Regions from separate parts of the Homo sapiens genome. Here region 2 is linked to region 1. The links are chromatin contacts, found by Hi-C or POLR2A ChIA-PET in ENCODE. All regions are on one chromosome and are shown on one strand. The core of a region is the stretch at or near the end of the contact, and the rest is flanking DNA. Distances in the headings are between cores, read along the strand shown.

Region 1 (5,836 bases), core at 1,215-3,714:
AGGAGTTAAAGAATGGCCTGGGCAACAAAGTGAGCACTCTCTCTACAAAAATACTTAGTTGGATGTGGTGGAGTGTGTCTAGTCCCAGCTACTTAGGATGCTGAGGTGAGAGGATCACTTGAGCCCAGGAGTTTGAGGCTGCAGTGAGCCATGATCACGCCACCATGATCACCCAGACTAGGTGATAAAGCTAGACCCTGTCTCAAAAAATAATAAAAAGGGGCACTATAAGTTAAGAGTTGGGGGTGACCAGTGAGAAATACCAACGAGTCTGGGAGGCTCAATAAAGTCAATATAATTTATAATAAATACGTCACATACATGTGGTGATTCTTACATATAAAATGAAAATGGGCCAGGTGTGGTGGCCCACGCCTGTAATCCCAGCACTTTGGGAGGCGAGGCAGGCTGATCACTTGAGGTCAAGAGTTCGAGACCAACCTGGCCAACATGCTGTCTCTACTAAAAATATAAAAAATTAGCCAGTCATGGTGGCGGATGTCTGTAATCCCAGCTACTAGGAAGGCTGAGGCAGGAGAATCGCTTGAAACTGGGAGGTAGAGATTGCAGTCAGCCGAAATCACGCCACTGCACTCCAGCCTGGGCGACAAGAGCAAAACTCTGTCTTGAAAAAAAAAAAAAAAAGAAAATGAAAAAGTCGAGAGAGCGAGGGTAAGTATAGGCAGGGCAGGTGTGTTAATGGGCTACCTTCTCAGTGATGCCATTGAACTTAGCCAGGATGTTGAAGAGTGGCACTTGGGGAATGATGAGCTGCTCCTTCTCGTCCTTGTAGAGGGGGGCAGTAGGAAGGTCCAGCGTCAGGTACATAAAAGTGGACTCCACCATTGTCTCCTGGTACTCGTCATTATGGAGCAACTGCTCTTTTTCTTCTGCTGGCTAGAAATGAATGAGAAGAAAAGAGAGGAAAGGAGTGTGACGGGTATAGGAACCAACACAGAACCGATGTTTTACCACGCCGACATTTCCTTCATCTGAAAGAACAAAGAGAAGTGCCCGAGAGATTGGGCAGTTTGGCATGCACCACCTGGTTAGATTAACTTAAGAACCAACAGGTTTCCTTCTTTAAAGATATTTTGCTTATATACCAGACTATCTAAAAAGCCCTGAGGCCAAGTGTGATGGCTCACGGCTGTAATCTCAACACTTTGGGAACAAAGGTGAGAGGACTGCTTGAGTCCAGGACTTCCAGACCAGCCTGGGCAACACAGTGAGACTCCATCTCTACAAAAAAAAAAAAAAATTGGCCGGGCATGATGGCTCACACCTGTAATCCCAGCACTTTGGGAGGCCGAGGCAGGTAGATCACCTGAGGTCAGGAGTCCAAGACCAACGTGACCAACACGGAGAAACCCCGTCTCTACTAAAAATACAAAATAAGCCGGGCGTGGTGGTGGCGCCTGTAATCCTAGCTACTCGGGAGGCTGAGGCAGGAGAATCACCTGAACTCGGGAGGCGGAGGTTGCGGTGAGCCGAGATAGTGCCATTGCACTCCAGCCTGGGCAACAAGAGTGAAACTCCGTCTCAATAAAATAAATAAATTAATTAATTAATTAAATTAAACAAAAATAAAAATAAAAATTAGCCCGGTGTGGTGGTGTGTATCTATGGTCCCAGTTTCTGGGGAGGTTGAGGTGGGAGGATCACTTCAGCAAGGGAGGTTGAGGTTGCAGTGAACCATAATCACGCCACCACACTCAGCCTGAGTGACAGAGATCTTGTCTCAAAAAGGAAAAAAAATCCATTAAAAAAAGAAAGTGGGCCGAGCACGGTGGCTCATGTCTGTAATCCCAGCACTTTGGGAGGCCAAGGGAGGTGGATCACCTAAGGTCAGGAGTTTGAGACCATCCTGACCAACATGGTAAAACCTCTTCTCTACTAAAAATAGAAAAATTAGCCAGGCATAGTGGCGCATGCCTGTAATCCCAGCTACTTCGGAGGCTGAGGCAGGAGAATGGTTTGAACCTGGGAGGTGGAGGTTGCAGTGAGCTGAGATCATGCCATTGCACTCCAGACTGGTCAACAAGAGCAAAACTCCATCTCAAAAAAGAAAAGCTCTAAGACCATCTAGGAAGCTTAGCTGAGGGCCAGGCACGGTGACTCACGCCTGTAATCCCAGCACTTTGGGAGGCCGAGGCAGGTAGATCACCTGAGGTCAGGAGTTCGAGACCAGCCTGGACCAACATGGTGAAGCCCCGTCACAACTAAAAATACAAAATTAGCTGGGCGTGGTGGCAAGCGCCTGTAATCACAGCCACTCAGGAGGCTAAGGCAGGAGAATCGCTTGAACCCAGGAGGTAGAGGTTGCAGTGAGCTGAGATGGCGCCACTGCAACTCCAGCCTTGGCGACAGAGGGAGACTAAGAAAAACAAAAAGAAAGCTTAGCTGAGCTTTCTGAAAAAACACAGCAGCACCACCTAGTGGCCAGAACACTTAAACCAGCACAGTACATCCAACCACTAACTCCCAAACTGAAAAAGTGCACTAGTATGACAGGGACCAGGCAGAGCTGCCACTAGGCAGGTGCTTTGTTGAACCTCTTCACAGGGCAAGCAGGCTTGTCAGTTCTCTGAGCATCTCTTCATCTCCCCTACGTCCCCTCAAGCAATATGAATCAGTCCAAGACCCAGGCTCAATTAACTCACCAGATCAGGATGGGGAAGCTTTTTAGTGAAGATCCTCATGGACCCCTGGAAAACATCAGTCACAATAGCTGCACAAACAGGAAGCAAGAGACAAATTCCGTGAGGATGGAAAACATGTCTGAAGTATATTTCCAGCTTCTAAATTTCTGAAATAAACCAGCATCTTCCAGCAAAAGACACAGAGCTCTCACTAAACACAGAAGTTTCCTTTTGTACTATATACCACCAGGGTACCTTTATAATTATTTGTGTAAATAATTACTTTATTTCTCTTAAGACAACTTTTTATCCTCCATCACAGGGCCTGGTCCATAAAAGAAAAGGTAAATGTGTTCAAAATGAAGGAATGGTGATACATGAATTACAAAAAAATTCACAAGCAAAACAAGGTACAGCCAAGGAACTTCCCATAACCATAAGCTACTTTCAAAGGGAGACAATGTCCAAACTGTAATGAAGACAAGAGGACAATGACAGACTAAGAGATGGGCCAGAACAGGATCAAAGCAACAAGAGAGAAAGCACAACCAAGTTCTAGAACCCTGCCAAGACGCAAGTTAGAGAGCTCAGAGGGTTAACACAGGCTGAAGACACCTGGTAGAGAGGGCAGGGCCATCCAGTGGGAAAAGCAACAGGCCACAATCCCACATCAAGACACCATCACATCTATAATCCTAGCACTTTGGGCAGATCACCTGAGGTCAGGAGTTTGAGACCAGCCTGGCCAACATGGAGAAATCCCATCTCTACTAAAAATACAAAAATCAGCTGGGCGTGGTAGTGGGTGCCTGTAATCCCAGCTACCCTTGGGAGACTGAGGGAGAAGAACTGCTTGAACCTGGGAGATGGAGGCTACAGTGAGCTGAGACCGTGCCACTGCATAGCCTAGGTGACAGAGCAAGACTCTGTCTCAAAATATATATATAATAAAATATCATTGGGACTATAACCATATTCTAGCAAAAACTATGGAGAGGGGCCTATTCAGAAAGAACATGTAGTTTATCTATAACATAGATACTAGCCTACCCCAGATAAACAGTTAACAAAAGAATGGGAAGTTGCCTCAGCCTCCCAAGTCGCTGGGACTACAGGCACATCCCACCACACCTGAATAACTTTTGTATTTTTGGTAGAGATGGGGTTTCGCCATGTTGGCCAGGCCGGTCTCAAACTCCTGACCTCAGGTAATCCACCCACCTCGGCCTCTCAAAGAGCTGGGATTATAGGCATGAGCCATTGCGACCGACCGCAAAGTTTTTTAAAAGGGAACAAAATAACTCCTTTTTATAAGTAAATGACTTACTCTTCTTTTTCTTCTTTGTGCCCCCCAGAGCTGAGTGCAGAGCATTCAGAAACCAAGACAGAAAGTCAACGCCATCTCCTGGAAAAAAAGGAAGGGTGGAAAACGTTGAAGCTAAGTGGCATTAGAGTTAACTTAAACCATGCACTGGTTGGCATTCCTGGTTCTCCCCCTTCCTCTCTGGCCATGCCATCCCATCCCAACTGCCGTGCATCCTCCTCTATCTTATCATTAAATGCTGGCACTCCTCAAGGTCAAGCTCTCACTCCTCCGATCTTGACTCTCTCCATAGGCTCTCTGATTCATACCAGGACTGTATCGCATCACTCAGTGATGACCAAAACAAATGAATATGACCTTTTAACATCCACTTTTCTCCAGAGTGAGCTCAAACTTCCTTCTTCCCTTCTGCAGCTCATGAAGATTCCTGTCTTTTAGGAAAGTGACTAGCACCCAGACTGAAAAGGCATACAGAACAAGGGGTTCTGAAAGCAGATTGACAATATTCCATGAAAATGCTGTCTACGGAACCTGCCACTCAGACATTTCAGGGATAGTGGCTACTTTTTTTTTTGAGACAGAGTCTCACTCTGTCGCCCAGGCTGGAGTGCAGTGGCATGATCTCAGCTCACTGCAACCTCCGCCTCCTGGGTTCAAGCGATTCTCCCACCTCAGTCTCCTGAGTAGCTGGGATTACAGGTGCCTGCTACCATGCCCAGCTAATTTTTGTATTTTTAGTAGAGACGGGGCTTCACCATGTTGGCCAGGCCGGTCTCGAACTCTTGACCTCAAGTGATCCTCCCGCCTCAGCCTCCCAAAGTACTGGGATTACAGGCATGAGCCACTGCGCCCAGCCAGATAATGACTACTTTCTCTTCAACGAAGATTTGCTTCTATTTAGTTCCTCTTTGCTCACGCAATTAAAATCTCAAAGACTATAGTATATCTTCCTCAACTTCATTTCCCTAAACCCAGAGGCCTCTAACAACTCCATAGAATGATTTTCTTTTTATTCCCTGTACACAGAATGCTCTTATGTAACAAACTACCACAGCAAGAAACACTTCACACATCTAAACACTCGGCAACTAATAACCTACTAGGTCTCAGAGATGGAGGAAATTATGTTTATGTGACATCATAACTATCCTAGCCAATAGTGGCTATGACAGAAGAAACTAGACACGTTGATTCTCAGGGTACCCTGGTTTTTCTGCAACTCTACAACCCAATTATGCCCTAACTTTCCAAGCTGCCAAAAGCTGACAGGCCCCACTATCCACCTTCAGGCCATAAGTCACCTGTGGAACACAGTGAATGCTGACACTCATCCATCCATTCATGGTCCACAAAAAAATCATTCTCAACACAAATTTCTTCCTTTCTTGCAGCCTTAATATAAAACCCTGGGAGCTCAGGGAGTTGGTCCAGAAACAGAAATGTCTCTATAAACACAAGATAACCTAGCCACCTAGTTCTTGGGAATTAGATGGTCCTACAAAGCACACAAACAGGCTGTCACCTGTTTAGAAGGGTGAGGCACCCAGATTTTTTCTTCGCGACACAGCGTCTCACTCTGTCACCCAGGCTGGAGTGCAGTGATGCAACTTCAGCTCACTGCAAGCTCTGCCTCCCAGGCCCAAGGAATCCTTCCACCTCAGTTTCCCAAGTAGCTGGGACTACAGGCGTGTGCCATCATGCCCGGCTAACTTTTACATTTTTTGTCGAGAGGGAGTCTCACTATGTTCCTCAAGCTGGTCTTGAACTCTTGGGCTCAAGCAATCCTCCCACTTCGGCCTCCCAAAGTGCTGGGATTACAGGCATGAGCCAGCGCGCCTGGCCCCAGATTAAGATTTCATTGGCCATGTTG
Region 2 (5,836 bases), core at 1,489-3,988, 110 kb before region 1:
GGGTGCCAGCATCATAAAGCATGTGCTCCCGGAGACATCGTCTTCCCTGGACACCTGCATATTCCTGCACCTTATCTCTGTCCTGGAGACCAGGTGTGTGCTGCCAAAGAGGAGCCCTCATTCTCCTGTCGTTTCCCTGCTCAGCCTCGAACCCTAAAGTTCTGGCCTTTGCTCCCAGGTCTCCCACGGCTCCCCTTTGCAACGCACACTCTTCCTCACCCTTCGATGAACAGCTCCGGTCCCCCTCCTCCCGCGAACCTTCCCTGCTCACCATAGCCTCCAATTGCTCTTGCTGGCCTGTGTGCATGCTTGCTCAAAAGTCCTGCTGCAACTTAGCCTCCACTGCAGCCCTGTTGGAACTCCTGGGCTTGTGCGTTCCTCAAAGGCGCACTCTTGCCTTCCTCCCTGTCTCTAAAGGCTGGTGCTCAGGAAACCTCTGATAAGGACAAGCAACCCTCGTGCCCTTTACACTCCTGTCTGGAGACCCAGTCCTCCTGTGCATCCAGCCAGTCAGTGGCAGAGATGGAGGAAAAGTGACACTCCTTCTCCAGGGCTGCTCAGGTACTCTCTGAGCTTCAGTAGCTTCCTCTGTAAAACGGGAGTAATGATACCGTGCCTCACACGGCTGCAAGGACTCAAAGACGCAGCATGTGCAGCATGTGGCATGATGCCTAGAGTCTAGGGAATGGTGACCTTGGGCATCCTGGGTCAGCCAGCTGCTAAGGCCCCCTTGCATCCCAGACTTGGGTGTAGCTGAAGACTGGGGTGCCCGTGGCTGGTGAGGTTGTGTGAGAAGTCTCTAGCAGGACTGAATTTTGTCCTTAAAGAGGCCAAGCTGTGTCTGGGAAAATCACATCTTGGCTGAATACCAAAGGATCCACTCATACTGATCCTAAGCCCCGTGCCAACTTCCCCCCAAATAGAGGAGAAGGTCACCGAGATCCCATGGGGCAGGAGGAGGCGAAGGGATTGGATAGGAATGATCAGCCATGCAGGGTGGAGGTAGAGCAGGGCTCCAAGCCGGGCTACAGGCTTCCAGACAGGCTCTTTCTCCTCAACATGCTGCCTCTCCCGCTGGCCAAATGCCAGGGCCCCAGAGTTGGCAACAGGCAAGCCCAGAGGGATCTTCACCTTGTCACGTACCAGGTGTGTGACCTTGAGCAGCTCCCTGACTTCTCTGAGCCTCTGTTCACTATCTGGGCATCATCTCTTGAGTCTTGAGATGGAATGGTGTGTGTGGGAACAGGCGACAAATTGTAAAGAGGCCGATTGATGTGGAGTCCCTGCTATTGCCATTGTCAGCCTGCCAGGTTGCAGACCTTCCAGGTCCAGGCTGGCTGCCCACGCCCCACCAGCCTAGGGGTCAAACCTGTCTTCCAAGGGCTCTCACTTCTGCCTTCCTCAGCCTTGCTGAGAATTGGGGCAGAGACCAGCTGGGCAGCACCCCCTGGTGGTATCACACTATTGGGACTGCACACAACACTGCGGTCTCCCCATGAGGAACTTTTGCCCATTGTGGTGGCCCTGTAATGACAGTAATGTGGATTTCATGAATTCATAGACTTTCCAGGATAAAAAGTCTCCCAAGGCTCCATTTGGCCCTACTCACACCTTTGGATGGTACAATGCAGACGACACCCTATGCCCTTCATTAAAAACATCGCCCACTGAATTAACCATTTGAGGTGACCCTGGGATCGAGGGATGTTGTCACTGGAAGATTCCATACCCCTTTGGATGGCTGGTCTAGGGAAAAGGAATAAAGATAAAAAGGGAAGGCAAAGCAAGAGCTTAGGGGTCAGGCCACTGGGAACAGATATTAGAAAGTCAGGCAATCGTTAATTCTTTAATACTGCCATGCAAGGAGTGCATACAAACTCTATCTCACTAATCCTTATCATCACCCAGGGAAGTAAACCCACTCTACAGATAAGAAGACTAAGGCTCTTAGTGGGGAAAAAAATAATCTTGCCAACAGAAAGAACAGTCACTGGGTGCGGTGGCTCACGCCTGTAATCCCAACACTTTGGGAGGCCGAGGCTGGTGGTTCACAAGGTCAGGAGATCGAGACCATCCTGGCTAACACAATGAAACCCCGTCTCTGCTAAAAATACAAAAAAATTAGCCGGGCATGGTGGCGGGCGCCTGTAGTCCCAGCTACTCGGGAGGCTGAGGCAGGAGAATGGCGTGAACCCAGGAGGCGGAGCTTGCAGTGAGCCGAGATCACGCCACTGCACCCCAGCTTGGGCAACAGAGCGAGACTCCGTCTCAAAAAAAAAAAAAAAAAAAGAACAGTCATGGGATTTGAACCCAGGCCAACTGACCCCAAAACCCAAGCTCTGAACCACTGTGTCCGCTGCCTCCTGAGAGCTCAGTGACTAGCATCTGGGAGGTGATAACTGGGCCACCTATAGGGCTGGCCTGTGTAAGCCAGCTCTTCCTGCTGTGCTGCCAGCCTGGTGGGCTTCTTGCTGTCAACCTCTCAGCTGGAGCCACTGGCCTCCCTTGGTCCAGCACAGTGCACTTCTAGCTCCTTCTAGTCAGGGTCAGATGGCAAGGGCATATAGAGCCCAGATCTTGGTATCCAGGCACTGGAGCCCTCCCTCCTTGCAAGTGGAATCTGCCCAGCAGTTCCTTGGTGCACACACCACCCGAGTGCAGACAGGACAGCCCTGCAGGCCAGTGATTAGCTGCTTCTTGGCCGGATAGGATGGAACCTTGGATGCTTGCTACATGAAGCTCTGCATTCCTGAATCTGGAGTCCCTATTTATGGCTGTTCAGATTGTTCCAAAGTAGGTGTGGCACCCGTTAGAGAAAGGGAGGAAGAGTGGAAACTAGACTGCCATGAGGAAACTCTCCTAGTGGAAACAGACACAGCATGAATGGTGCCCCCCTGGGGTGGTACTCACAGCAGCTCCAGAAAGGGCCAACCAGGGGAATAAGAAGAATCCAGAGTTCCTCCCCGCCTCCCATTCACAGTGCTAGCACTGCCACCATTAACCAGCAGGACATTGGATCCAGAGGACAGTGATGAGGCATCCAGGCAGGAAGCTCTTTCAGACTCTCCTGCAATCTTCCTTCTACCTTCCTCTATTCAAGTGGCCATCCCAATTATGGAAAACCGAGTCTTTGGGGCTGGGCAGATGCCAGATAAGGGCACTCTCTCCCTGAGACCCGCTGTGTGCACCATCTCAGCACATGCTCTGTGTACCTTCTTAACACATGTGCAGAGGGCAGTGCCCAGGGGGTAGGGTTTAGTCCTGACTCTTGGTCAGAGTGGAAAGGGAGAGTGGGGAGGGAAAAAGGTCACGAGGGTTGTCAACAAAAAACAGGAGGAGGCTGGCATGACATATCTCCACACCATTGGCCAGGTGTCCTGTTAAAGCAGGACATATGTCATTTCTCTGCTTAAAACCTCCGCTTGAATTCTTTTGCTCGGATGTTCGTGGCTGCTATGAATTCCTTCCCTCCCTGCATGCATGGAGAGGTGGAGTCTGTCCCTCCATTGCTGGGAACCTGGGCTGGCCTGTGACTGCTCTGGCTAATGGAGCCCTGCAGAAGTGCTGCTGTGCTTTATGGAGACTGGCTGTTTAGGCTTCCGGCCAGTTGGAAGCCTTTAGTTGCTAAGTGAGAAACCCCGGTGGGTTCTGCTGAAGAGAGAGGCCACATAGAAAGCAACACAGTGCCAGACATATGAGTGAAGAAGGCTCTCAGCAGAACCTTATGGGTGCCTCCAGCCCCAGCCTCTAGCTGGCTGCAGCCCCATGGGGGAACCCACTAAAGAACCACCCGGCTGAACCCAGTCAACTAACAGAAACATGAGAAAGAATATTAAATGGTTGTGTTAAGCCACTACATTTTGGGGTGGTTTCTTATACAGAAATAGAGAACTGAAACATTCGAGTAGGAGCAAAAGTTGACATCTGGTCCCCCATTTCCTCTCTAACCTCATCCCCCGCCCTAGCCCATATACTCTGCTCTCACCACACAGGGCTCCCTGCCATTCCTTGAACCTACCCAGCAGGCTCCCACCTCAGGGCCTTTGCATTGGCTGTTTACTGTGCCTGAAATGCCCTTAGCTCGGGTAGCCTCAGGGTTCACTTCCTCACCCCTTTCTGGTGTTTCTATGTCCCCTTCTCAGTGAGGCTGTCCCTAATCACACTCTATGAAGTTTGTACCCTTCCCCTTCAGTATTATCTACCTCTTCCTTGCTTTATTTTCAATGGCATTTACCATCATCTGCCATACTATAGATATCACTGGTTGCTTGGTTTCTGTCTCCCATACACTAGAAGGTCAGTTCCATGAGGTCAGGGATTTTTGCCTGCCTTGTTTACTGCTATATCCCAGCCGCTAGAACAATCCCTAGTACACAGTAGACACTCAATAAGTACTTACTGAGTGAATGAAGGTCCACTCCTCTGTTTGGACCAAGACCTGCTCAGCTATTTAGTCAGCTGCTTTGACCAGAAAAAAACAGTGGATCCAGAGACAGAGTTGGTCATGTCAAAGGCACAGCTGCCCTGACTGCCAAGAACTTGTGGTTGTCTTGAATCCACAATCTTTTCTCTGGCATTGGGTTCCCCAACCTGATCAATTGAGTTGGGAGCAATGGATTCAAGTCAACAGTCATTCTTACACTGGACAGAACTCGAGCTGAGCCGGGCACTGTAATGGGGCTGGTTAGAAAGATAAGTTTGGTGACTGGGCACGGTGGCGCACTCCTGTAATCACAGCACTTTGAGAGGCTGAGGCAGGTAGATCCCTTGAGGCCAGGAGTCTGAGACCAGCCTGGCCAACATGGCGAAACCCTGTCTCTACCAAAAATACAAAAAGTTAGCCAGTTGTGGTGGCACACACTTATAATCCCAGCTACTTGGAAGTCTGAGGCAGGAGAATCGCTTGAACCTGGGAGGCGGAGGTTGCAGTGAGCCAAGATCACGTCATTGTCCTCCAGCCTGGGTGACAGAGCGAGACTCCATCTCAAAAAAAAAAAAAAAAAAAAGAAGAAAGATAAGTTTGGTGAGGTTTCTGCCATCAAGAGCTCACGTCCTGCAAAGAGACCATCCTCATCCCTTCCTTTATCCACCATAAGCCTTCGCTACCCTCTGTAGAGCACCTGCTAAGCCTGGGGTTATGCAGCAGTGAATAGAGCAAAACCTCTACCCTGTGGAGCTGACATTCTAGTAAGAGGAGACACAGTGCCCACCTCAAGGAACTCCGAGTCCAGTAGGAAAGATAATGCAAGTCTGAACCAGTACGAAGTGATAGACACTAAGGAAAAAGCTGTAGGAATTCAGAGTGTAGCCAAACAGCTCTGGGGGACTTCCTGGAAGAAGAGGCATTTAAACCAGGCTGGAAAGATGGTGGGATTTGGCCGGGCAGACCACCTCCCTGAGAAATGCCTATGGCTTGCTTCCTCTCCTCCTCCAAACCTTTGCCATTATGTCACTTGGTCACTGAGGCCTCCCCTTACCACCCGTTTCCAGCTGGAGCCACCAGCCATTTCACCTTATGACATGCTCTATGCTTTACTTGTGCAGTGTGCTTGTTCTGTGTCCCCACTTGAAGGAGACAGGAAGTGGCAGGTAGGAGCAGTGCTTGGGTGTGGGCAGAGCCCAGTGAGGTTCCCACTGGCAGGTGACATGACACTGTCCTGACCGTTGAGGGTCTGTTAGGGATGATTTCAGCCTCAAGGAGCCCTGCCTAAGGAAGAAACATGGTCGGCCCCAAGAGGATAAGTGCGCTGCCTTGGAGCAGCCAAGTCTCCAGGCTCTCGGCTTCCTCTGCCTGGCATCTGACTTGTCCCTGCCTTCTCTTGCTCCTCTTCCCTCC

Evidence for each region. Hi-C counts contacts between places; a loop is a spot of excess contacts on that map. ChIA-PET counts read pairs that join two places held with the same protein, here RNA polymerase II (POLR2A). Pooled maps may share reads with other maps.
Region 2: a pooled map shows a loop between it and region 1 (3-fold over the local background). The contact joins two enhancer-like sites. A Hi-C loop is called at or near these places in 6 of 50 pooled maps. POLR2A ChIA-PET finds 5 or more read pairs at or near these places in 3 of 52 experiments (AG04449, BJ and activated T-cell).

What each region holds. Positions count from the first base shown.
Region 1 is chr2:85,634,264-85,640,099 of GRCh38, reverse strand. It overlaps USP39 (ubiquitin specific peptidase 39), which reads right to left. Exons shown (of 13, transcript NM_006590.4): 7 at 3,970-4,047; 8 at 2,664-2,731; 9 at 709-897. Among named protein-coding and RNA genes, the nearest start is that of USP39, 21 kb to the right of the region's middle. Within about 2 kb of position 2,464, at least 5 of the 41 ENCODE cell types and tissues checked have a DNase peak (open chromatin) inside an H3K27ac peak, as active enhancers do.
Region 2 is chr2:85,746,298-85,752,133 of GRCh38, reverse strand. No RefSeq gene overlaps it. Among named protein-coding and RNA genes, the nearest start is that of ATOH8, 4.8 kb to the left of the region's middle. RefSeq lists a silencer at 1,254-1,474. Within about 2 kb of position 2,738, at least 9 of the 41 ENCODE cell types and tissues checked have a DNase peak (open chromatin) inside an H3K27ac peak, as active enhancers do.